Regions from separate parts of the Mus musculus genome. Here all the other regions are linked to region 2. The links are chromatin loops, found by intact Hi-C in ENCODE. Cell type or tissue: heart. All regions are shown on one strand. Region 1 overlaps Prpf6 (pre-mRNA splicing factor 6). Region 2 holds the start of Tcea2 (transcription elongation factor A (SII), 2). Region 3 has its middle 9.8 kb from the start of Abhd16b.

Region 1 (8,000 bases), 56 kb after region 2:
CCTGCCTCAGCTTCCTAAGTACTGAAATTACAGGTGTACCACCACACCTTTCAACACTCTTAAGAAAAGACAGGATAACAGCACAAAGCACAGAAAAAGGGGAAGGGAGAAGAATTACTTTTCTAGTGACTGGGCATGGTAGTGCGTGCCTAGAATCCCAGCACTTGGAAGATCACAGTAGAAGGATCAGGTCATCCTTGGCTACAGTGTGAAGCCCACTAGGCTACATGAGACTGTCTACCTTTCCTCCAAAAAGCCAGGTACAGTAGCTTATAACTATAATTCCAGCACTTGGCAGTCAGAGGCAAGAAAATTTCTACAAGTTCAAGACTAGCCTGGTCTACATAGTTTCAGGCCAATTACATGCCAAATCCTGTCTCAAAATAAAACAACAAAAATACCAAGAAGAACATGGCAGAAGCATTCTGTTTTATACAGCCCTGGCTTTGGTATTATTTGCCAATTTAAAAAAAAAAAGAAAGAAAGAAAGAAAGAACGAACAAATAAGGCTAAGGTAAGAGAATAAAAGACACCCAAAGCTGATGTCTGGCTTCCATACATAAGCGCATACAGACATGCATAAACCCACATAAACATGTACTGCATCACACACACTCACAGAGAGACAGACAGAAAGAATATTGAGCTAGAGAGAAGGCTTAGCAGTTAAAAGTGCTTTCTGCTCCTCCAGAGGACCTGAGTTCAGTTTCCAGAGCCCATGTCAGGAGACTCGTAACAGCCTATTAATTCCAAGACCAAGAGGACTGGATGCTTCTGGCATCCACGGGTATCTGTACACATACAGCAGACACACAACACACACAAAAAAACCATAGACACATGAATAAAAATAAACATAAAATAAAAATTGGGGAAAATGAGGAGAATCTAGAATCCTTACGCAGTTAGAGCTGTGAAATAATGCAACTACTACTACTATGGAAGCCAGTGTCACTGTTCCTAAAAAATTTAAACAAGGCTATCATTATGCCACAATTACACTTCTGAGAATATACCCTTAAAAACTGAAAACAAGGTCTGAAACAAGTATTCGTATGATCATGTTCAAGAGCAGCATTATTCTCAGAACCAAAAGTCAGAAACAAAGCATGTGTCCACTGAGAGGTTGATGAATAATACATGAATATACGTTCATACACACAATTAAATATTATTCAGTCTTATAAAGGAACAAATTTCTAATACATGCTAAACATGATCCAGGAAGACAAAGAGCCAAAAGCACAGTAAATGAAAATATATGGGGGCTGTGGAGATGGCTCAGTGGTTAAGAACACTGACAGCCAGGCGTGGGGGTGCACGCCTTTAATCCCAGCACTCAGGAGGCAGAGGCAGGTGGATTTCTGAGTTCGAGGCCAGCCTGGTCTACAAAGTGAGTTCCAGGTCAGCCAGGGCAGAGAAACCCTGTCTCAAAAAACCAAAAAAAAAAAAAAAAAAAAAAAAAAAAAAACAAACTGACTGTTCTTTTGCAGAGGATCTGGGTTCAATTCCTAACACGCGCATGAAAGCTTACAACTGTCTCTAACTCTGGTTTTAGAGGGTCCAACACCCTCCCACAGACATACTTGCAAGCAAAATTCCAACATAAATGAAATAAAAATAAGAATATAAAACATGGGGGCTGGTGAGATGGCTCAGTGGGTAAGAGCACCCGACTACTCTTCCGAAGGTCCAGAGTTCAAATCCCAGCAACCACATGGTGGCTCACAACCATCCGTAATGAGATCTGATGCCCTCTTCTGGTGTCTGAAGACAGCTACAGTGTACTTACATATAATCAATAAATAAATTAAAAAAAAAAAGAATATAAAACATTTTTTAAAAGTTCCTCTATTGAGGGCTGGAGAGATGGCTCAGAGGTTAAGAGCACTTGGTTGTTCTTCCAGAGGTCCTGAGTTCAATTCCCAAGAACCACATGGTGTCTCACAAGAATCTGTAATGGGATCTGATGACCTCTTCTGATCTGTCTGAAGACAGCTACAGTGTACTCATATACATGAAATAAATAAATCTTTTTTTTTTTTTTTAAGTAACTCTGTTAAAGACAAAGGAGGAGGAGAAGGAAGAGAAAGAAGAATAGCAGCAGCAAGACAGACAGTCAGGCAGTGGTGGCACATGCCTTTAATGTCAGCACTCAGAGGCCAACCTGGTCTACAAAGTGAGTTCCAGGACAGCCAGAGCTACCTAGAGAAACTCTGTATTGAAAAATCCAAAAATAAATAGATAAATAGAATAAAAGAAAAGTACCTATAATGAGTCCATCTAAGTTATTGAAAGCAGAATGGAGGTTGTTGAGGATTAGGGTAGAGGTAGACTGTTAAGTGTTTAACATAAATAGTTTTAGGGGGTCTGAGGAAATGGCTCAGTGGTTAAGAGCACTGACTGCTCTTCCAGAGGTCTTAAGTTAAATTCCCAGCATCATGGACATGGTAGCTCAAAACCATCTGCAATGGATTCCGATGCCTTCTTCTGGTGTGTCTGAAGACAGCTACAGTGTACTCATATAAATAAAATAAATAAATCTTAAAAAAACGTTTCAGTTTGAGATGGCAAAGAGTTTTGGAGGTGGATGGTAGTGATGCTTGTATAATAGTGCGAAAGTACTTACATCGATAAACATAAAAATGACTAAAATGTCCAGGCATCATGAACATTATTATATCTGTATATATGTATATTATATTGGCATATTATATCTGTAGCCCCATCAAGGCAAGAGGCTCACTTAAACAACGTAAGAGGACAGCCTAACCACAGGCATACTAAGACCCTGTCTTACATAAACACATGCAAAATGGTTAAAATGGTAAATTATAGTGCTGGGGTACAGTTCAGTAAGTATATTGCTTATCTAGCAGGAGTGAAGCTCTGGGTTCTACCCTAACAATTATTTTTATCAAGGGTAGAGAGGGACATAAAGAAAATAAAACCTGTCAGACATAGAGGTGCGCACCTTTAGTCCCAGTAATCCCCAGTCAGAGGCAGATGGACCTGTGATTTAGAGCCCAACCTGGTTACACAGTGAATACCCAGTCAGGGCTACACAGTGAGAAAAAAAAATTTTTTTTAAGAGAAAGAATTAAAAAAAAAAAAAAAAGGATGTAAAGTTATCACGGTACATATTTTTCCTGTTTTGGGTTTGTTTGTTTGTTTTTGTTTTTTGTGAAGGTTTTTTGTATTTGATTTTTTTTTCCCCAAACAAGCCCTGGCTATCCTGGAACTTACTCTGTAAAACTAAGCTGGCCTCAAACTCAGAGATATGCCTGCCTCTGTCTTCAGAGGGGAGTGTGCTCCTCCACCACCTGGCTCTGTTTATTTTTGTTTTGTTTTGGTTTGTTTTGGTTTGAGTTTGGAGATAATAGTTCTGAGGTAGAACACCTGCCTAGTATAATCAAGGCCCTGGGTTCCATCCTTGGCACCACGAGAAGAGAAGAGAAGAGAAGAGAAGAGAAGAGAAGAGAAGAGAAGAGAAGAGAAGATGAAACAGAATAGCATTAATTGCTTCTCACTGCTCTTACAACAGCTCTGGAGGAAAAACAATAAACCAAAGGCAACAAAATGACACTGATATTAAATACAAATCAAACTGGAAAATCTACTGTCACAATAAAGATGTTTCTCAGACCCTCAGAGACTAACAAGGCTGGAGAGATGTTACACTGCTCTTCCAGAACCCAGACTTTTGATTCACAAAATCCACATGCTGGCTCATCTTTAACTCTGATTCCAGGGAATCCAATGCCCTCTTCTGGCAGCTGTAGACACTGCACACACACAGTATACAAGACATACAATACAGGGAAAACACCCATACACATAAAATAAAAATAAACAAATCTTTAGAAAAAAATTGACAAACTGGAAGTTCACTGAGTTCAGAGATGGACAGTGTACTTTAAACAGGCAGAGGTAACAAACAGAATCCAGCTGTGCCAGGTGCCAGAGCATCATCAGCAGGTCCAGGATAGGAGTGTAGAACAAGGAAGGTAATATTCAAAGTAAAAATTCCACTTCAAAGACATTACAAAAATGCTAACTTAAATGTGCTGCATAGAAGTCTATGAATTCGAAACACAGTAAGTTAAGAGAAAAAAAAAAGGAAAAACCACCCAGAATTTCTCTGAAAATCAACTACTGAGACCATGCATGGCATCAGTCAACTGTGATTCTAGCACACAGAGGCTGAAACAGGAGTTTGAGAATAAACTTGGGAGGAAAAGATAGGAACTCTGTGAATTCTAAGTCAGCCTAGTTTATATAGAAAGTTACAGGCCAGCCTGAGGCTACACAGTAAAAATGCTGCCTAAGAAAAGAAAAGAAAAGAAAAGCAGAGCAGAGCAGAGCAAGGGCCAGGGCCAGGGCCAGGGCCAGAGATGCAGCTCAGTCATAGCATGCTCACCTAGAATATAAAAAAAGTCCATCTCTCCAATAGCACACACAAAAAAACCATTAAATCACACTGCATATTTTACAAGGTAAAATAGGCATACACAAGTTAACATAAAAGGTGCAATCAATAAGCTATTGAGTTTTTTATTATAAAATACTTGCTGTTATAAATTTTCAAAAATACAGTAACAAAGGGTTAGGAATTTAGTTCAGTGGTAGAACACTTGCCTAGCAAGTATAGAGCCCTGAATTCATTCCCAGTGCTTACAGAGTTAAGCTTTATCAACAGAGCATATGGACTTTGTTGGGAACACACTCATCCCCTATAATGGCCATATACCACCAAGGGACAGACTAGCAGGACAAACGGGGCTGGACCTTTATTTGTTTTGCTGTGTGTGTTGGCATGCCCTATAGAGAATCACACAAATACTCACCTGTAGAAAGAATCTCACCTACTCTATGACAGGGCAGAGTATCAATTTCATGATAAAACACAAAGATAAACTTTACACATTTCTGTTTTTAATTATTGAGTGTTTTGTTGCACACGCTAGGTAAGTGACGAACAACTGAGCAACATCCCCCAAATATTTTGCTTTTTCCCCATTTCAGTAATAAGAAAAGATGCATTACGAATTCTCACCTGGCTAAGCCTCATGTCCATCAGGGTATTCCTTGCCTGGCCAATCTTCCTCATGTCCAGCTCCCCTGTACCAGGTGTCATCAATCCAGGTGTCATTCCACCTGGGTATGGAGTGTTCAGGCCTCCCGGGTAGGGTGTGTTCAGACCTCCAAATTGCTAGGGTGAGGATAAGACAGTGGTTTGAACTGTCATACTGAAGATCCCCACCCACCTCGTCTCTATGTCCTAATGAGGCATGGCTACACTGACTCTTGCCACAGCACAGTTAGCTACAAAAACAATCAACACTCACCCTTCTCACCACACCCTCATCCAGACTAAAGAAGCCCCATTTGCCTCTGTTCAAATACTCACAGTCTGTCGGGGATCCACAGAAGTATGGTTCTCTCCAGTCTGTAAATGTTTGGCAAAGAAACTATCAGGAACAGGAGTCAGCTTCTCATAACGTGGGTTCCGTTGACGTTTGTTTCTGGCATCGCCAACTTCTGGGATGCTCAGCCACTCTTCTTCTGTGACTTCTGCCAGCTTCCTCTGGAGATACATAGATCCCAAACATGAGTTCTTGTTAGATGTCACACTTGCTCTCCCCAAGCCTCTGGCCTATTGTGCCTTAGAAAAGACAGAAATGCTTTTTCCATTTAAAAAAACTTGATAGCCAGGCAGTGGTGGCCCACACCTTTAATCCCAGCACTTGGGACGAGGGGGCAGGCGAATTTCTGAGTTCAAGGCCAGCCTGGTCTACAGAGTGAGTACCAGGACAGCCAGGGCTGCACAGAGAAACCCTGTCTTGAAAAACCAAAAAAAAAGAAAAAAAAAAAAAAAAAAGAAAAACAACTTTATTCTTTATTGCATGTAATGTATATGTATGTGTGCATACGCATACACGAGGATACATGCAAGAGCTTTTACCTACTGAGCCGCACTGATAGCCCTGGTTTTCCACTTACTTTAGAGAAATCAATTCATTGGGTTGGCACTATTTTACCAAAAAGTAAATTATCAGATCAAAGTCTAATAGGTAGTTTGGAAAGACTATGCCTAAATGAAGAGAAATTTAATAAAGACTGTTTTCCTACCTTTAACAGTAAAAAATGGGATTTCTTTTTTTTTTGGCTTTATTTTTATTTTTTTAATTTTTATTTTTTTGGTTTTTCGAGACAAGGTTTCTCTGTATAGCCCTGGCTGTCCTGGAACTCACTTTGTAGACCAGGCTGGCCTCGAACTCAGAAATCCACCTGCCTCTGCCTCCCAAGTGCTGGGATTAAAGGCGTGCGCCACCAACACCCGGCTGGCTTTATTTTTTTAAGGATTTATTTATTATTATACATAAGTACATTGTAGCTGTCTTCAGACACCAGAAGAGGGCGTCAGATCTCATTACGGGTGGTTGTGAGCCACCATGTGGTTGCTGGGATTTGAACTCAGGGCCTTTGGAAGAGCAGTCAATGCTCTTACCCACTGAGCTATCTCGCCAGCCTTTTTTTATTTTTTAATGTATATAACAGATGATCAAACTGACACTGAAGCACAAACTTCCCTAAGCAATTAATCCTCTGAGCTAAGTAAAGAGCATCATTAGTAAAGGCTCCATAGCATTGCACCAGAGCAGTCCTGCCTTCTGCTGCTTAGGTGAAGGCCTGGAAGCCAGTAATGCTAGCCCACCTGCTCACCTTAAGGTCTGAAAATTGCTGCTGGATTTTGGGACGTTCCATTCGGTATTTCTCAATCTCTTCTTTCTCCCTTTGCTCTCTAGGAAATAAAACATGTACCTGCATTAGAAATATCACATGTAGGCTTAGGGCACTTGTTCCCATAGAGAACCCAGGGTTATTTTCCCAGGACCTACGTGGTAGCTCACAGCCATCCACTGCTCCAGTTCTAAGGGGTCCAATGAATGCCTGTTTTTGACATCTATGGGCACTAGGAAGGCACTTAGAACATATACATACACGTAGGCAAAAAAGTCATATATATATAAAATAAATAAATCTTAAAAATGAAACCCATTAAGGAAAGAAAATTATCTATTGCAAAACAAAATTGGTTTGTTGTATATCTTAATTAAATAACCAAAAACAATTCCACACATTTAATAGCTAACTAGAATGTATTTTAGGCAACTATAGATATAGTAGCAAATCTAGTTGTTCAATTATTTACCAAAGAAAACAGGCAAAAACTAAATAAACTGGGTATCTTACTTTCAGAGATATTCAAGTAATAGTATGTTTACATCAAAATAAACCTATTGTAGTCAGGCAAAGTAACATACACCTGTAATCTGAATACTGGGAGGCAGAGGTAGGCAAATCTCTGTAAATTCAAGGCCAGTCTGGTCTATGTATCTATGTAGGGAGTTCTGGGACAGCCAGGACTATGTAGAGAGACCCAGTCTTTAAAAAAAAGAAAAAGAAAAAGAAAAAAAAGAACACTATCAGGAAAATATATTTTACTCCCCTAAACTGCACACCTGGCCACACTTTAACCCTGTACACTGTAGTGTTAGATGTAATGGACCAGCCTGACTCCATTTTAAGGATGGAAACCGTTTTGTTATAAGGTCAGAAGAAGTTCATTTCCATTTGCTGCAAAATTCAAGTTGACCATGCGTTAGCCTGTTTCTAGAATTTGACATGGTCCCCACCCTATGGAGTTTGACTCACACCTTGAATATACCCAAATAAAATGTTCTGCCTAATAATTTAAAAATGTTTAGCCAAGTCCCCACATAACCAAAATTCTCTAAAAATCTTCTAACCCTCAAACCCCCCCTAGCCTTGCTGGGGTTTTTTGTTTTTATTTTTTAACTTTATAAACCCTATATTCCTATGTACAATGCTATGTTGCTTAATAAATGGAGTCAAGGTGGCAAGTGAAAGTCTAGATTGTTTTGGTTTGAGTTTGTGGTTTGGAAGTTCATGCCACATGTCTCCACTGTAAAACG
Region 2 (8,000 bases):
CACAACAGATGACATCCATCTTCTACCATCTTCATCCATGTCCAGCCCAGGGATGAGTCCTTTCTGATCTATGTTTGTCATATCCCACCATATATAGTTTCAATCAGGGTAGCAGAGCCAGCACTCTATGCTGTGCTGACCAGCAAGAGCTTCCCTTTACATTCTGAGACTCACCCAAGAGCTTCTTCCAGGACTTGATGAGGGACTTGGCAAGTGCAATGAGCTCCTCATCTGAACTCTGCTTGCGCAGAGCATTGACAGACATCCCAACACGGGTGGACTGCAAGACAAGTGGCCTGAGTCAGAGGCGGAGGGGCCTGTTCCAGAGGCGGATCCTCACCAAGGACTCTTGGCTCCCACAGTGGACAGCTGGGGAATGGCAGGGACAGAAAACATCTCTCCCAATGGCTATTTGGGACCCAGGGACCTACCTCCCACCTCTCTTATGACCAGAGAGAATCAGAAATCCTCTCCTTAGAACAAAGTTGTTTGTGCCAATTAAGCCATGTGGGAGTTAATATAGGGAGCCCTGCTAAGACAGGAAGCACTTACCTGGAGCAAGTGCAATGTAATAGGCATATTCTTCAGCTCCCGCAGCAAATCCATAGCTCCCTCCTGAAAGGAAACGGGATGTTCATAAAGGACTTTAAACCTTAGTGGATGCTGGGTAGTGGTGGTGCATGTCTTTAACCCCAGGATTCAGGATGCAGAGGCTGGTGAATCTTGAGTTAAAGGCCAGCCTGGCCTACAGAGTGAGGCCAGGAGTTCCAGAATGGCCAGGATTACACAGAAAACACTTGTCAGGGGGCATAGTGGACAATCCTACCTCTTTGTCATCACCAGGGGGCAACTTACATGTCAGAAAGAAGCCACTCCTCTACCCTGAGATTCCCAGAGCACTCCATACCTGTTCCTACATCACAACAGGGGCTTTTTACTGCTCCTGCCATAGGGCAGGAATAGAGGCAAACAGCTCAACAGTGCTCTCCTCAAAGATCAGGGGGTTTCTCATCCTGCATCTACGGTGATCTCCAGACATCATGGTAACTAACCACAGGAGGACACTGAACAAACTACTAGAGAAAATAAATGCCCCAACTCCTGCTCAACACGGAAGGACATTCACGGGTATAGCACGGGTTCTTTAACCTTGGTCCATCTGTGCTGTGGTGGGAGAGCAGCCTCTCCTCAAAGCGCCTACCCATCAGGGCAGCACTACTCCTGGGTACTGTAACAGACAACCCTGGCTGCCTTCCTCTGCCCTGGCTTTTCCCCAGCATCTACAGGCAGGCTGCACCTCCAGAGTAGGCAGGCTCTTCCTGTTCCTACCTTAAAAGCCTCTACCTAAACTCTCAGGAATCTCTACTCCAGCCACAGATTTGCAAAGTAACAGCACCATAGCCAACAAGGTTTATCAGAGGCACAATTATTGCTAATTGAAAACTACCAAACCTGGTGACACAGGCCTTATCATCTCAGAGATACTTAGGAGGCTGGGGCAAGAGGATCAAAAGTTCAAAGCTTACCTGAGTTTCAGAGTGAATTCAAGATTAGCATGGGCATCTTAATGAGACCTTGTCTTAAAACAAAGTAAAGAGAGGGCTGTGTAGACACAGCTGTGATAAAGCTCTCACTTGGTAAGTTAAGGCCCTGGGTTCAATACCCACTATCAAAGGGGTGGGCAGGTGAGTTGACTCAGCAGATAAAGGTGCCAACAAGCTGTACAACCTAAGTTCAATCTCCAGAGCCCAAATGGTGGGAGGAGATAACCAATTTCCAGGGGTTGTCCTCATACTTACACACTCACCGAGATAACAAATGTAAAATAAATAAAATTAAATATACAAAGGGAAGTTTTTCTTAAAGCCAGCACCTACAAATCCCATAGTCTCACTTTTTATCTCTTTTCCAGACTGGTCACCACCCTCCTCCTAGGTACTGTAACAGAAAACCCTGATTTTCTTCCTCTGCCTAAGCTCTGTTCTTTGAACCTCAAGGGTAGGCAGGCTCCTCTGGTTCCTACCTTAAACCTCACTCTGCTTAAGGCTGCTCTTCTCTTTACCACTTCCAGGTTATATTCAAACACCTCCTTCCTACAACTGAGACAGCCTTTTCTTCTAACACCCAACACTATTGTGTTTGCTGTCCTCCAAGTTTCCACTATGAGCTCATTTGTCTTTATATGCCACAAAGAGGCAGAGAAAACCAACCCATCCAGCCGTGGTAGGGGCTGGGGCTGACCCTTCAATCTGTGTGACTTATCTGCTCAGGCTGCAGCCTTGTTTCATGGCCCTAAGTTAGTAAGCTGTACACCAATCAGCCCTGAGGTGGCTGACTTTGCTAAGAAGACCTGATCCTTGGAGCCAGGGGCATGCATCCACAATAGCCCTGCACTCCCATAATGAAAACCCAGATAAACCATCAGCTGTTCCAAGGAGCCTCTCTCAAGGACTACTGGAACCTCTGCAGGTTCCCTTCTCAACTGTACAGTCCTATCTGTGGCCTTCCATCCTTACTGGGTCTCCCTTTGGATTCCCATCCTATCTCTGCCACCCTTAGTTCCAAGTTTGTCATTTGTGCTTTCTCTTACCGGAAAGAAGCTCCAGCAGGGCCTCTGTAGCCCAGATGATTGCAAAGTGGGTTCTGTTTCCAGTGTAAAGGCTTATGTGGGCACTTAACCTACTTCCTGTTTTAGACCCCAGCCCTCCAACCCCTAGAGCAATCCTGCTCATCCCCAAAAGCTGTCCTGCAGCCTTCTACTTCAAGCACAGTCCTGGGGAGGCTGTACAGACTCATGACTCAGCCACTATCTGGGCTGCCCTCAGAGCGGTGCTGCGGATGCTCTAGAGTCACTCAGTCTTAAAGCCACCTCCTAAGTCCCTTCCCACCCACGGAAGGCAAGATTGCAGGTGCCATCATCCCCTAAGGATGCTCCTCAAAGGCTACGCAGGTGACCATGGTCGGAAGGCAGGCTGGACTGCCAAGCCCACACTGGCCAGGGGTCTCAACGCCACAGGCTCAACTGTCTGCCCAAACCGACTTGCTGTTGCCTGAGGCCTGACTAAGCAGGGGAAAAATTTATTAAGAGAAACCTGGTGCTGAAGGGTGGGGGGCAGACAGGGGAGACAACGGCTGGGCCAGGGACGCCCGCGGCCACCGCTGGGCGACGAACAGAGGGTAGCTTTCGGTCAACGCGGCGTCCATTGCGAAGCGGCAGTCCCAGGACAGGGTGGAGGGCGGGCCTGGGCAAGGGGTCTCGACTGACTGGGCTAGGTATCACTCTGCCCGAGGGTAGGCTCAGACGGTCTCCGCGGAGCGGGGCCCCAGGGTCCTGGCGGCCCGCGCCCCTCACCGCGTTCTTCCTGGTCACCATTTTGTCCAGCCTCCGGGCGATACGAGCAATCTCTTCCTCCTTGCCCATCACTACCTCGGTGGCGGCGGGTTGTGCCGGTTGCGCCGCCCGGCCTGACCTCGGCCGCCGCCGCCGCCTAGATCCGCGGTCCAAACCTCCGCCTGGCGGCCGCGTGCGACAGAATTAAAAAAAAAAAAAAAAAAAAAGAGTCCCCGCCCCCGGGACCACAACTCCCAGACGACTGCGCGGCCTGCGGCCTGCGGCCTGATTGCCCGCTGGAAAAGGTAGTTCCGCAGGTATCTCCGCCGGACCACGGCCCCACGTGCCCACCGAATGCCAGGGGGAGGGAGGACCTAGAGGAGGGAGAAGGACAACCCTACTGCGCTCAGGTCTTTAATTCAACCCATCTGAGCAGCTTGCCCTGGCGGCCGGTCGCGCCTTCACTAGTGCACTTAGATCGCCTCCACTTCCGAGAGTCACTCAGCTCACTCCACACACTTCACTTGGTACCAAGCCGAGTTTGGGGGCTTTCTTGGCGCTGCGCAGGTGGCCGGGACTCTGAAACGGTTTCTCCGCAAGAATTCAGGCTTTAGCCAAGCAATGTAGGCTCATGCCTTTTTAATCCCTGCACTCGAGAGATAGAGAGTCAAGCAGATCCCTGTGAGTTCAAGGTCAGCCTGGTCTACAGAGCTAGTTCCAATACATTCAGGGTTACACAGAGAAACCCTGTCTCGGGGGTGGGGGGTGGGAGTGGGGAGAACTATTCAGGTTCTGAAGTCAACCTAACGGTATAAACCCCAAGTTCTGCACATTGTTGTACGTCTCAGTCTCCCAACCTGTGAAGTGACAATGACAGAGGCTGCGATCAGGAGCCTCCGATTCATATTTTACACTGAGAACAGGGCAGGGTACTGAGGCAATCCGCTACTGAGGCATTACCTCAGGAAGACCCTAACCACGTCCAGGAAAGGGAGAATGGTGCTCTGCTCTTCTTCTGTCCTATACATGGTGGCAGGTGTGCTGGTACTAAAAGTCAATCTGAATTTTTTTGTACCCAGGAGGCCAGAGTGCAAATGACATACACAAATGACCTAAGCTGACCGTTTTAATCAGTTATGACATCTTTACCATAAGAAAAAGGCATGGAACTTCTTGAAGGCAACAAAGCTTTTCCAGAGGTGCAGTGATGGCTGAACCCAGCTCTCTAGTTTCATACCACCTCTCATTCTGCCCTTTACTGAGAGCTGGGCCCTTGCTCTAAGCTAAACCCAACAACAACAACAAAAATTCTGGGAAAGGGAACCCTGTGTTTGAGTACTGAATTAATGCTTTCAGGACCCTACCACAAGACAGGCAGTAAGAGAACCACAGGACCTTCAGCCATGCTGTGTTTGGCTGATGACTTGACCCCATCAAGGGACTGCCTACTGAGTAGTCCCAGCTCTGACTGGTCCCAATGATGAGCAACAGCAGCCTGTAGGTGGCAGGAGCCACCCACAGATCTGCTCAAGAACAGGCTCTTTCCTGAGGAAAATCCAGTAGATCACCAGCAGGGGAGCTATGTCACAAGAAGCCAGATCAAAGGTGTGTTCAATCCTGAGGGGTCCTTACTTGTGGGGTTGGTACTCACCAGCCAGATATTTCCACATTGCAACCTTAGAAAATTCCAACTTTAGAAAGCGCAGTTGATAGTATTTTGTTTAGCATGTAGGAAGCCCTGGGTTCAATCCACCGTACTGCATACAAACCAGGCATCACAGGTACGTGCCTGTTCACTCAGCACTTGGGTGATAGAGACAGGAAGGCCAGAAGTTGAAGGTTATCCTCAGATATGTATATGAGAGACATGTTTCAGAAACAAAAAGTCCTGATCCCAGATCCTACAAGAGCTCCAAATCGAACCTTCTGGCCCTTGATCAGAAAAGTCACCTCCCACCCCAGATTCTCCCCCACCTCACCCCACCCCCATACACCTTGCTGACTTTCAGAGCTTTATCTTCAGTGGAACCTCCCCACCAAACATCTAGACCATAGATTCACCCAGGTGTTCGCTCCAGTGTGGTGTTGTCCTCTACCCTAGCCTTCTGAAGGTGGTGGAGGACACACCTGCCTGGGTTTGGAGATAAGAAGTTTCTTGGACAATGTGATACCAGGTGGGAAAGAAGGCTTCTGGGAGACAGCCTTACCTATCTATATTGTCCAATCTACTACTGGGGTCTTTTCCAAGTTCCCAGAACACCTAGATGAGGTATCCTAACAATTCACCAACGGCTTTTGCACCCAGCCTTCCTGGGGCGCACACTCCCAATATTTCTTAAGAGTCTGCCCCTGAAGTGGATCTCTGACTTCAAGAGTCCTCAGTGAGCAACATAGCCCTATCCTAGGGACCCTGGGATAGAGATATCCCAGCTTGAAGGTCTGAAAAGGACAGGCAATGATCTAATGAGATAGGATCATGGGACATCCCCAGGGTCTGCCCCACCAGGCCAACTGTACCTTTGACCCAAAGCTTGCCCTACCCCCTTCCTCAGTTCAGGAAACATCGGAAGCCCAAGCCATTTATTTTTCTATTTGTGATCCCTGCCCCCCATCTATGTCTGCCCAGAGCTGGCCCTGACCCCAGTGGTGGCCTGAATGCTTCCCCTCTGGCCAAGGCAGGGCGGTGGTGGGTGGGAAGACTCACACTGCCAAGCTCACACGGAGCCTAAGCTCCAGGAGGTCCTATATCCTTGTCACCATATGATAGTCCCTCCCCTGCATGCAGTTCTCAGGTCCTCTGCCCATCTTGGGGGTTGCAGATCTTCACCATAGGGCTCTGTGGATCTACAACCACAGCCAATCCCACTTTAGGCCCTCCTTGGACACTGGCTTCTGTGGTCAGACAAGGCAGGGACCAGTGACAGATAAAAGGGTCTCCAGTATTATGAGGTAGAAAGTGGAAGCTAGGCATGTGGATATTGGTTTTGTCTGTGTAGATGGATACGAGCTCTCTGAGCCTCAGTCTCCTAGACTACAGAATGGGAAGAGCCATAAGCTTATGGAAATGTCTGCTTGGAAAGTCCCCCACCAGCCCACAGCCTGGCCAGGACCCAGCTTCCTCCCCCAGAGGCAGTGTTAGGGAGGCAGGAGACATCCCCTAGAGGCCAGTGAGGCCTTAGCTGCAGGCTTGCTCTAACAATGTGCTTCCCTGACACAATTCCCAGAAATGCTGCCCCCCTCCCTTGCCAGCCCGCCAGCCTGGCGGCCACTCCACCCTCCTACCCTAAGGAGCCCCAGGCAGCCAGGAGGTCAGAGGCAATGGATGAAGCATAGAGGTCTGACTCAGAGGCAGCAAACCTGTGGAATTGTCCCGCCATCCTGCAAAGACCCGCCTGGACCAAGTCAGTCATAGTTAAGCCGCTGCAGAAGCAAAGCTATGCTGGACCTGTAGGATGCTAAGTCACTGAAAAGTATTCCCAGATCTCATTCAGAGGAGAAAGCAAGATCCTTCCAGGCTCCACCTGGCCTCTTGGCCCTCATGCTTAACCCCTGCCCTTCCATACATACACCTGCTCCCTTTTTTTCTTCAGTGGCTTTAAACAGTTCCCCATCGGTGTAGGTAGCATGCTACTTGGATGGTTTCCTCACGGTTCTTTCAGGTTTGAGCTCAAAAACCAGTCATGAAAAAATAGATACTGATATAGCCCTATTTTCATACCCAGTACTCTTGATATTGGCTTATTTGTGGATTTATTGATTTTTAACCTTTCTACTCCAGAATGGAAACATCTTACAGCAAGGATTGGAGTTGTTTGTTCTTTTCCAATTTCCTATCTCAGAAGACAGTCTGGTGCCAGCAGGGGGCTCAGTACCAAAATAATGAATTCTGTCTCTGAACAAAGGAGAGTGGAAGTCCCTAAACATGGCCAGCTGGGTCCCCACCAAAGCTACTTGTCAACAGTCAGGAAAAGAAAAGGGAGAAAAAAACAAAGACGAAAACAAAACATACGAAGCTGGGTGTGATACTACACCTACAATCCCACAACTCAGAAGGCAGAAGCCAGCCTGAGTTACACAGAAGAGTTCCAGAGCCATCTTGATTTGTTTTGTTTCTTTGTTTTTGTTTTTGAAACAAGGCCTCTACATAGTCCTGGCTAACTCACTTCATATACCAGGCAGGCAACCATGCCCAATCCAGTAAACATTTTTTTAAAAAAGAAGGAAAATACCCAGGCAGTGGTGGTGTATGCCTTTAATCCCAGCACTTGAAAGATAGAGGCAGGTGGATCTCTATGAGTTTCAGGCCAGCCTGATCTACAGAGCTAGTTCCAGGACAGCCAGAGGTATGCAGAGAAACCCTTTTTCGAAAAACCAAAGAAGAGGAGGAAAAGAAAAAGAAAGAGGAAGAAAAAGAAGAGAGGGAAGAGAGTGGGGAAGGAGAAAAAGGAGATAGATGTTTTTCTCTGCTTTAGTCTCCTTTTATCTTCATTTCCCAATCTGTCAAAGCAGGGAGGGGCCAGCCTAACTTGGCAGGGCATTCGGGATGGATACCTCGCTCCAGTAACCTAAGAGACCCGCGATTGCCTGCAGTTAGCCCACCTTATAGGCAAAGTACCACCAAGGGGACCGACACACTCTTGAGAACAAAGACAGCAACATCCACAGACCC
Region 3 (8,000 bases), 200 kb after region 2:
TGGAGTCACAGAGAATTAATTATCAAGCACCCTCAAGGACAGTGGGGTGGGTGGGGAGCTCTCTCCTTCCTGGCTCCTTGAAGAGCTGCCCCATTGTCTCCCTCTGACCCAGGATGAAGGACCCAGAGGGCTCTAGAACCCATTCTGGGGTGATAAAGCCCTTCTGGAGCACACACCCTTTAGACAACATATCTTGTACATGAAGAGGAAGAGCCTAAATCCTACCAGAGCCTGAAGGGGAGGGAGACTTACTAATCCTTACACAGTACTGCTGCTGGTACCCCTATACCTGGCCTGAGGGGGTAGACTGGTGTCAGGCCCTTGTCAGTGGTGAGGAGAATGGCCATGCCGCTTCCCATAGATCTCTGGGTGGTATCAGATGTAGTCAGAGTTCTCTGGTCTCACCACCTCTTTCCTGAGCATGGCACAATCTACAGCCTTTCTACAGCCTGTGAATGTGAACAGTCTCTCCATGGAAACTGATCCTGAGTTGGTCTCTGGGCTCTCAGATATATTATGAAGGATTGTTGTTTGGTCAGGGGGCAGTCTCCCTTCTGGTTTGGGAACCTCAAAAGAGAGACCTTAGGTATTCTACTATGGAAATATTCAGGTTTTGATGTAAAGTGAGTATTTATTATTGTTAGCCAAAATTTAACATTCTCATTCAGCCCCCTAGACAGGGATCTTCTTTCTATCCTTCTCCTTGAAATCCCAAGTTAGACACTCTATCTGTCCTTTCTCTACAAGCCTGTATCCATACAAACCCTGCCCCACTCCTTCTCTCTTTTGAAAGGATTTCATATATCCAAGATTGGTCCAGATCTTGCTATGTAGCTGAAGATAACCTTGAACAATTGATAACCCTGCTTCTACCTCCCAAGTGCTGGGATTATAGCTTATAGATCCATACCTTCATACTGTTTATGCATTGAGGAGCAAACTCTGGTCAGGAAGCAAGCATTCCACCACCCGAGTCATACCTACAGCCTCTTATTTTGTTATTTCTGTGTACAGGAATAAATCTGACACACACTATAGCTTGCTTTTCTTGACAGTGTGTTATGGGCTTCACTGCTGCAGCAGCAAGCTACTGTCTTGGGTGTCCTGCTAATGTGTCAGGTGTCCCCAACCAACTTCTAGAGCTTTCCCCTCTGCAAAAATGGCTGCAACGTGCACAAGCAAATTGTTTTCCAAGGACCCTTGCTTTCAGATGCCATGTGATTTGTTTAAACCCTTTTGCAAAAGTCCTTTTCAACCAGTGAGTCTTTCCTACTCTGGAAGAGATCTTGTATCTGGAAGCTCTACACCACCTAGGGCAGCTCTGAGCTTTTACTGTGTATCTATCCTGTGTGTATAGATTTCCTGACCACTGTTACGACCACTGACTAGAACAGCAGCAAAAGCCATTCTGCTCTGTCAGTCAGAAACCCATTGGGAATCCTTCCCCTGTAAAGGACCTGGGTACCTTCCTGGTGATCAGATAGAAACTATGGTCTGGACTTAAAGCCATGATCCCTGGGTCTTGAATAAAGCTGTGCTGAGGGTGGATAAAAGGTGGGTCACTGCCTTTTTTTATTTTTTTTCTTTTGCACTTTTTTGGTTTGTTTTCAGTGATTGATTGATTGTGTGTGTGTGTGTGTGTGTGTGTGTGTGTTGGGGGGCAGGTTAAAAGACAATTTGTAGGAGTCAGTTCTCTCTTCTACCACATGGATTCTAGGAATTAAACTCGGGTTTAAAGCGAGCACCTTTATCTGCTGAGCAATGTCGCCAGCCTGGCTAAACTGACTTAGCTATTTGGCCACTGGGGACCTAAAAACCAATAACAGAGGCTGGAAAACAATTTAGCTAAGATGATTCCAAAAAGAGACTTGCAAGGGGACTCAACTCGGTGAGGGGTGCCTAGATCCCCACAATGCAAAGCCTATTCTCATTTTTCCTGGCTTCTTGAAAGGAACCATGAGAAAACTGGAGGGTACTGAAGCTTTTATAAGTTGCTACAGAAGGGGTAGTCCATGCCAACCCCATGGAGAACTGAGGCATGACCTGAGGATCCTGCTCAGCGCCCTGTCACCTTCCTCTCACTATGCCTGCCGCGCTAGAGAGCTCCAATGCTAGAAAGTGGGGACTTGGCAGGGGGATTGAAGTCAACCTGCTCTGTAGTCATTCCTTGACCCAGAAACTCACTGAAAAGTAAGACAGCTATGCTTCAGGGTGATCTCTCAGAACGAAGTCTGGTCTGAAGCTGAACCCACTCTGTACCCAGGTAGGGTGGGCAGAGGCAGAGTGTTTCCTGGCTCAAATGCAGGCCTTGTGCTCTCCTACCTTGGACTTGCACCTCGAACCTCCCTGAGTGGTAGACTGAAAGCTGGCTTCTGCTGATAAGTGAGCATTCAGGACTGTGAGCTCAAGGGTGACCCCAGTCTGGGGAGTATATGGCCTTATAGCCATCTGAGCATGGGGGTTCGGGGAAGGAGAAAGCCAGCTCAAAGCCAAGTGTCTGTTGAAATGAAGACAGGCCTTGGTTAGGCAGAGCCATCATAGACCTACATTTGTGTCCTACATGATAGAGAAAAGACTATGACCAGGGCCTCTATCACCCTCTGGCACATTGTTGGGGGAGGGGGCTCACATATCCAGCTTGCTTTGAGCTGATCTAGGTTATGGCCCTCGCGGCTTCTTCTAAGTCACTTGCACAGATTAAAAATGGCAACTGTCCCGGAGCTGATCCCAGGGGACCCTGAAACCTGTCCCATCCCCCAGGCACTCTCTGTTCTCAGCATTATCCCCAGTCTAGGACAGCTGCTCCAGGGCTACAGCTCCCTCCACCCCATCCACCCAGACACCCAGGTGAGGTCAAGCTCACCATACCTGGATGGTAAAGGCCAGAATCCCAGGGCAAACCCAGACAGACAGGCCTTCTACTTAGTTTCCTCTCTTCCTCTCCTCTATGGAACCTACCTATCGTGGGTAGGAAAATAGAGAAAGAACAGACAGAAGGGACAAAGGAGAGGGAAGGAAATTGGCCTGGAGGGTAACCCCACCCTGGTTCCTGTGGCTTCTGTATCTGGGACTTCAGGGTTGAGCCACCCACACGTACACACATCAGAGGAGGCACCTGGTCCAACACAGGATTTGTGGACCAAGAAAATGTTTGGGTCTTTACCCTGAACCCACGAAGGGCAGGCAGTGAGGCAGAGAGGGTAAAAGACAGAGGAGAAGCTCTGATGTTTACCACCCCAGGCACAAACCACAAGGTTGTCTAATTTCACCACTTTGAAACTGTTCTGAGCTGGGTCAAAACAGGGTGCATGTGCCTGTCCGGATTCTCCAGCTGCCCATAAGGCCTCAAGAAACCTTTGAAGTGCTAGAATGAGCATACAGGAAGTGAGTGGCATCCCATCTCTCTGTGTCAAACCCCTTACACTTCCCAGGTGTATCTGGGAAGGAGGACTAAGGGAAAAGGGAGCTTGCCTGCCATCCCTGGCCTAATCCCACCTCCAGTTTATTTTTCTCAGGTTCCAGTAGGGGCAGCAGTAGGTCAAAATAGTAGTCCCTCTCTCTCAACTGAAAATAGCAGGTCTCGGCCTTAGGAAACCCCCGGAGTGGGAGGTAGAAAGGAAGAAGAGCAAAGGAAGGGAGGCTTCTCAGGAAATGCCTGGGTGCTCTGACTGCGCTAGCAGAGACTCTTGGTCATTGGCTCAGCCCTTGGAAAGTCCCAGGCAGGGCCTTGTGGACCTGGGTGGGGACAGTGCCAGCCAGGCAGCAGGAGTTTCTCACACAGGCGTCAGATGCCAGGGTGGGCTTCCTCTTCTGCCTAACTGGGTTTCTGCCATGGACGTCGTCAGGGCAAATGAAGGTAGCTCTTTATTGTGATGATCCCCCCCCCCGTGCCCCTCCCCACCTTATTACTGCCCTCTTTACTTCCACTTTCACTGTCTGGAGAACAGTTTATTCAGCTGATATTTTAATTATTGAGACAGGTTTCATGAAGCCCAGGTCTTATCTCAAACTTGATATGTTGCCAAATAAGACCTTGAACTACTAATCTTTCTGCTCTATTTCCTCAGTGAGATTACAGGTATGTACTACTGCACCTGGATACCAGCAGATAAAGGCCCAAGGGAGGGTTTGACCCAAAACAAGACTACATAGAACAGGAACTGAGACGGCCTATAGGAATTAATCTTCAGGGAATGGACCTGGAGAGCCCCAAGGTTGAGGGAAGTTGGGTATTTTGGAGGTATGAGAACAAGGCCAGTGGGTTGTAGAGACCTAGGATGGAGGTAGAAAGATAGGCAAGACTTGCAGACCAGGGCACAGAGCTTGAAAGGAAGCTGCCACTAAAGGTACCCGACTTTCCAGACTTTGTTGTATTTCTTTCTCTCTCTTTTTTAAAGGTAGGGCTTGACCACCCTTTCACCTTCTCCTTCTCCTCCTCCTCCTCCTCCTCCTCCTCCTCCTCCTCCTCCTCCTCCTCCTTCTCCTTCTCCTTCTCCTTCTCCTTTTCCTCCTCCTCCTTCTCCTCCTCCTCCTCCTCCTCTTCTTCTCCTCTTCTTTTTAAGAATTATTTATTTTATGTATATGAATACACTGTAGCTTGTCTCTAGACACACCAGAAGAAGGCATCAGATCCCATTACAGATGGTTGTGAGCCACTGCGTGGTTGCTGGGAATTGAACTCAGGACCTCTGGAAGAGCAGTCAGTGCTCACAATCATTGAGCCATCTTCCCAGCTGCCGTTGTATTTCAAAAAGGTAATGGACCTTCTTTTCTCTGTGCGAACTGGTCTGATTTAACTAACCTTAGGTTTAAAATATTTGGAAGAAGAATGAATTCATAACTGAGAATACAATTTCTTTTTTTATTAGATATTTTCTTTTTTACATTTCAAATGTTATCCCCTTTCCTGGTTTCCCCTCCAAAACCCCCCTATCCCCCCCTCCCCCTGCTCACCAACCCACCCACTCCTGCTTCCTGGCCCTGGCATTCCCCTACACTGGGGCATAGAACCTTCAAAGGACCAAGGGCCTCTCCTCACACTGATTTCCAACAAGGCCATCCTCTGCTACATATGCTGCTGGAGTCGTGGGTCCCTTCATGTGTACTCTTTGGTTGGTGGTTTAGTCCCTGGGAGCTCTGGAGGTACTGGTTGGTTCATATTGTTGTTCCTCCTATGGGGCTGCAAACCCCTTCAGTTCCTTGGGTCCTTCCTCTAGCTCCTCCATTGAATGCTGAAAGGTTAAGAGGCTATTCTTATAGAAGTTTTGCAATTTTATGAGGTCCCATTTGTCAATTTTAGATCTTAGAGCATAAGCTATTGGTGTTCTATTCAGGAAATTTCCCCCTGTGCCCATGTGTTCCAGGCTCCTCCCTACTTTCTTTTCTATTAGTTTCAGAGTATCTGGTTTTATGTGAAGGTCCTTGATTCATTTGGACTTGAGCTTTGTACAAGGAGATTAGAATGGATTGATTTGCATCCTTCTACATGCTAACCACCAGTTGAACCAGCACCATTTGTTGAAAATACTGTTTTTTCCCTCCACTGGATGGTTTTAGCTCCTTTGTCAAAGATCAAGTGACCATAGGTGCATGGGTTCATTTCTAGGTCTTCAATTCTATTCCATTGATCTCCCTGCCTGTCACTGTACCAATACCATGCAGTTTTTTATCATTATTGCTCTGTAGTACAGCTTGAGGTCAGGGATGGTAATTCCGGCAGAAGTTCTTTTATTGTTGAGGGTAGTTTTCACTATCCTGTGTTTTTTGTTATCTGAGATGAATTTGCAAAGCTTCTGAAAGGCAAGAGACACTGTCAATAGGACAAAATGGCAACCAACAGATTAGGAAAAGATCTTTATCAATCTTACATCTGATAGAGGGCTAATATCTAATATATAAAAAGAACTCAAGAATTTAGACTCTAGAGAACCAAATAACTGTTAAAAAATGAGGCACAAGGCCGGGCGTGGTGGCGCACGCCTTTAATCCCAGCACTCAGGAGGCAGAGGCAGACAGATTTCTGAGTTCGAGGCCAGCCTGGTCTACAAAGTGAGCTCCAGGACAGCCAGAGCTATAAAGAGAAACCCTGTCTCGAAAAACAAAAACAAAAAAAGAGGCACAGAGCTAAACAAAGAATTTTCAACTGAGGAATACCAAATGGCTGAGAAGCACCTAGAGAAATGTTCAACATCCTTAGTCATCAGGAAAATGCAAATCAAAACAACCCTGAAATCCCACCTCAAACCAGTTAGAATGGCTAAGATCAAAAACTCAGGTGATAGTAGATGCTGGCAAGGTTTTGGAGAAAGAGAAACACTCCTCCATTGCTGGTGGGATTGCAAGTTGGTACAACCACTCTGGAAATCAGTTTGGTGGTTCCTCAGAAAATTGGACATAGTCCTACTGGAAGATCTAGTGGTACCACTCCTGGGCATATACCCAGAAGATGTTCCAACTTGTAATAGGACACATGCTCCACTATGTTCATTGCATCCTTATTTATAATAGCCAGAAGCTGGAAAGAACCCAGATATCCTACAACAGAGGAATGGATACAGAAAATGTGGCACATTTACACAATGAAGTACTATCAGCTATTAAAAACAATAATTTTATGAAATTCTTAGGCAAGTGAATGGACCTAGAAAATATCCTGAGTGAGGTAACCCAATCATAAAAGAACTCACATCGTATGCACTCAACTGATAAGTGGATATTAGCCCAGAAGCTTGGAATACCCAAGATACAATTCACAAACCACATGAAACTCAAGAAGAAGGAAGACCAAAGTGTGGACACTTCAATCCTTCTTAGAAGGGGGGACAAAAAACTCATGGAAGGAGTTACAGAGACAAAGTGTAGAGCAGAGACTGAAGAAATGACCATCCATAGACTGCCCCACCTGGAGCTCTATCCCATATATAAAAGTGTCACCAAACCCAGACACTTTTGTGGATGCCAACAAGTGCTTGCTGACAGAAGCCTGTTACAGCTGTCTCCTGAGAGGCTCCACCAGTGCCCGACAATTACAGAGGTGGATGCTCTCAGCCAACCATTGGACTGAGCACAGGGTCCCGAATGAAGGAGCTAGAGAAAGAACCTAAGGAGCTGAAGGAGTTTGCAGCCCCATAGGAGGAACAACAATATGAACTAACCACTATCCCCAGAGCTCCTTGGAACTATACCACCAATCAAAGAAAACACATGGTGGAACCTGTGACTCTAGCTGTATATGTAGCAGAGGATGGCCTAGTTGGTCATTAATGGTAGGTTGGCCATAGAAGGCTCTATGTCACAATTTCTTTATAATGTTATAAGTCATCTACAGGTTAAAGTCTATGACTAGGGGATGGATGAATCTTAGTGGTAGAGTACTTGCCTACCTAAAAAAGATATGTTAAAGTTCTAAGCATTTTTGTTTTGTTTGTTTGTTTTTGAGACAAGATCTCACTACATATAGCCCTAAGTGGCCTGGAACTTGCTATTGTAAACCAGTCTGGTCTCAAACTAACAGAGACTTGCCTGCCTCTGCAAAGCCTACATTTTATACAAGGAGTTTAATCATCTGATATTGGTGCCTATGGAATTCCTGGGTATTCCCTCTTACAGCTCTATGAACAGATGCACAGCTCTGAGGGATGGAGATTCTGGTAGTTAATGCTGAGAGAGAATCAAAAAGATATGAGAAGGTTTAAGACTAGACCATCAAGTGATGTGATTCTAGATTGGAAATGCACCTCAGCTGTAGAATACTTGCCAATCCTCAGGTTCAATACTTAGCACCACTAAGAACTGAGTATGGTGGTGTGTGCCTTTAATCCTAGCACTTGGAAAGTAGAGACAGGATGATCTAAAAATTAAAGTCATCTTCAGAAGTTTGAGGATAATCTGGTCTTTATGAGATACTAGCTAATTTTTTTTTTTTTGAGACAGGGTTTCTCTGTAGAGCTCTGACTGTCCTGGAACTAAATTTTTTTTTTTTTAATGCATGTTTTTTTCTG

The links. Peaks named below come from ENCODE experiments on the same cell type or tissue, not always from the same donor. Only the 100,000 strongest peaks of a DNase experiment are listed, where the experiment ranks them.
Region 1: a loop joins it to region 2, with 5 times the contacts of the local background. A loop is called at or near these places in 5 of 42 quality-filtered maps.
Region 3: a loop joins it to region 2, with 2.1 times the contacts of the local background. A loop is called at or near these places in 2 of 42 quality-filtered maps.

The regions. Positions count from the first base shown.
Region 1 is chr2:181,619,374-181,627,373 of GRCm38, reverse strand. Prpf6 (pre-mRNA splicing factor 6) reads right to left here. Exons shown (of 21, transcript NM_133701.2): 4 at 6,727-6,805; 5 at 5,411-5,587; 6 at 5,057-5,212. Among named protein-coding and RNA genes, the nearest start is that of Prpf6, 22 kb to the right of the region's middle. In heart, a CTCF peak has its summit at 3,773 (motif pointing left); no DNase peak of the experiment used is centred here.
Region 2 is chr2:181,675,828-181,683,827 of GRCm38, reverse strand. Tcea2 (transcription elongation factor A (SII), 2) reads right to left here and starts at 3,531. Exons shown (of 10, transcript NM_009326.3): 1 at 3,353-3,531; 2 at 553-615; 3 at 175-280. The coding sequence starts at 3,421. In heart, CTCF peaks have their summits at 3,509, 4,882, 6,488 and 7,175 (motif pointing right); DNase peaks (open chromatin) are centred at 3,647, 4,827, 5,967, 6,537 and 2 weaker places; H3K4me3 peaks cover 2,028 bases; H3K27ac peaks cover 3,204 bases.
Region 3 is chr2:181,479,395-181,487,394 of GRCm38, reverse strand. It overlaps a transcript of Zbtb46 not described here. Among named protein-coding and RNA genes, the nearest start is that of Abhd16b, 9.8 kb to the left of the region's middle. In heart, a CTCF peak has its summit at 3,529; DNase peaks (open chromatin) are centred at 2,774 and 3,664; H3K4me3 peaks cover 327 bases; H3K27ac peaks cover 2,410 bases.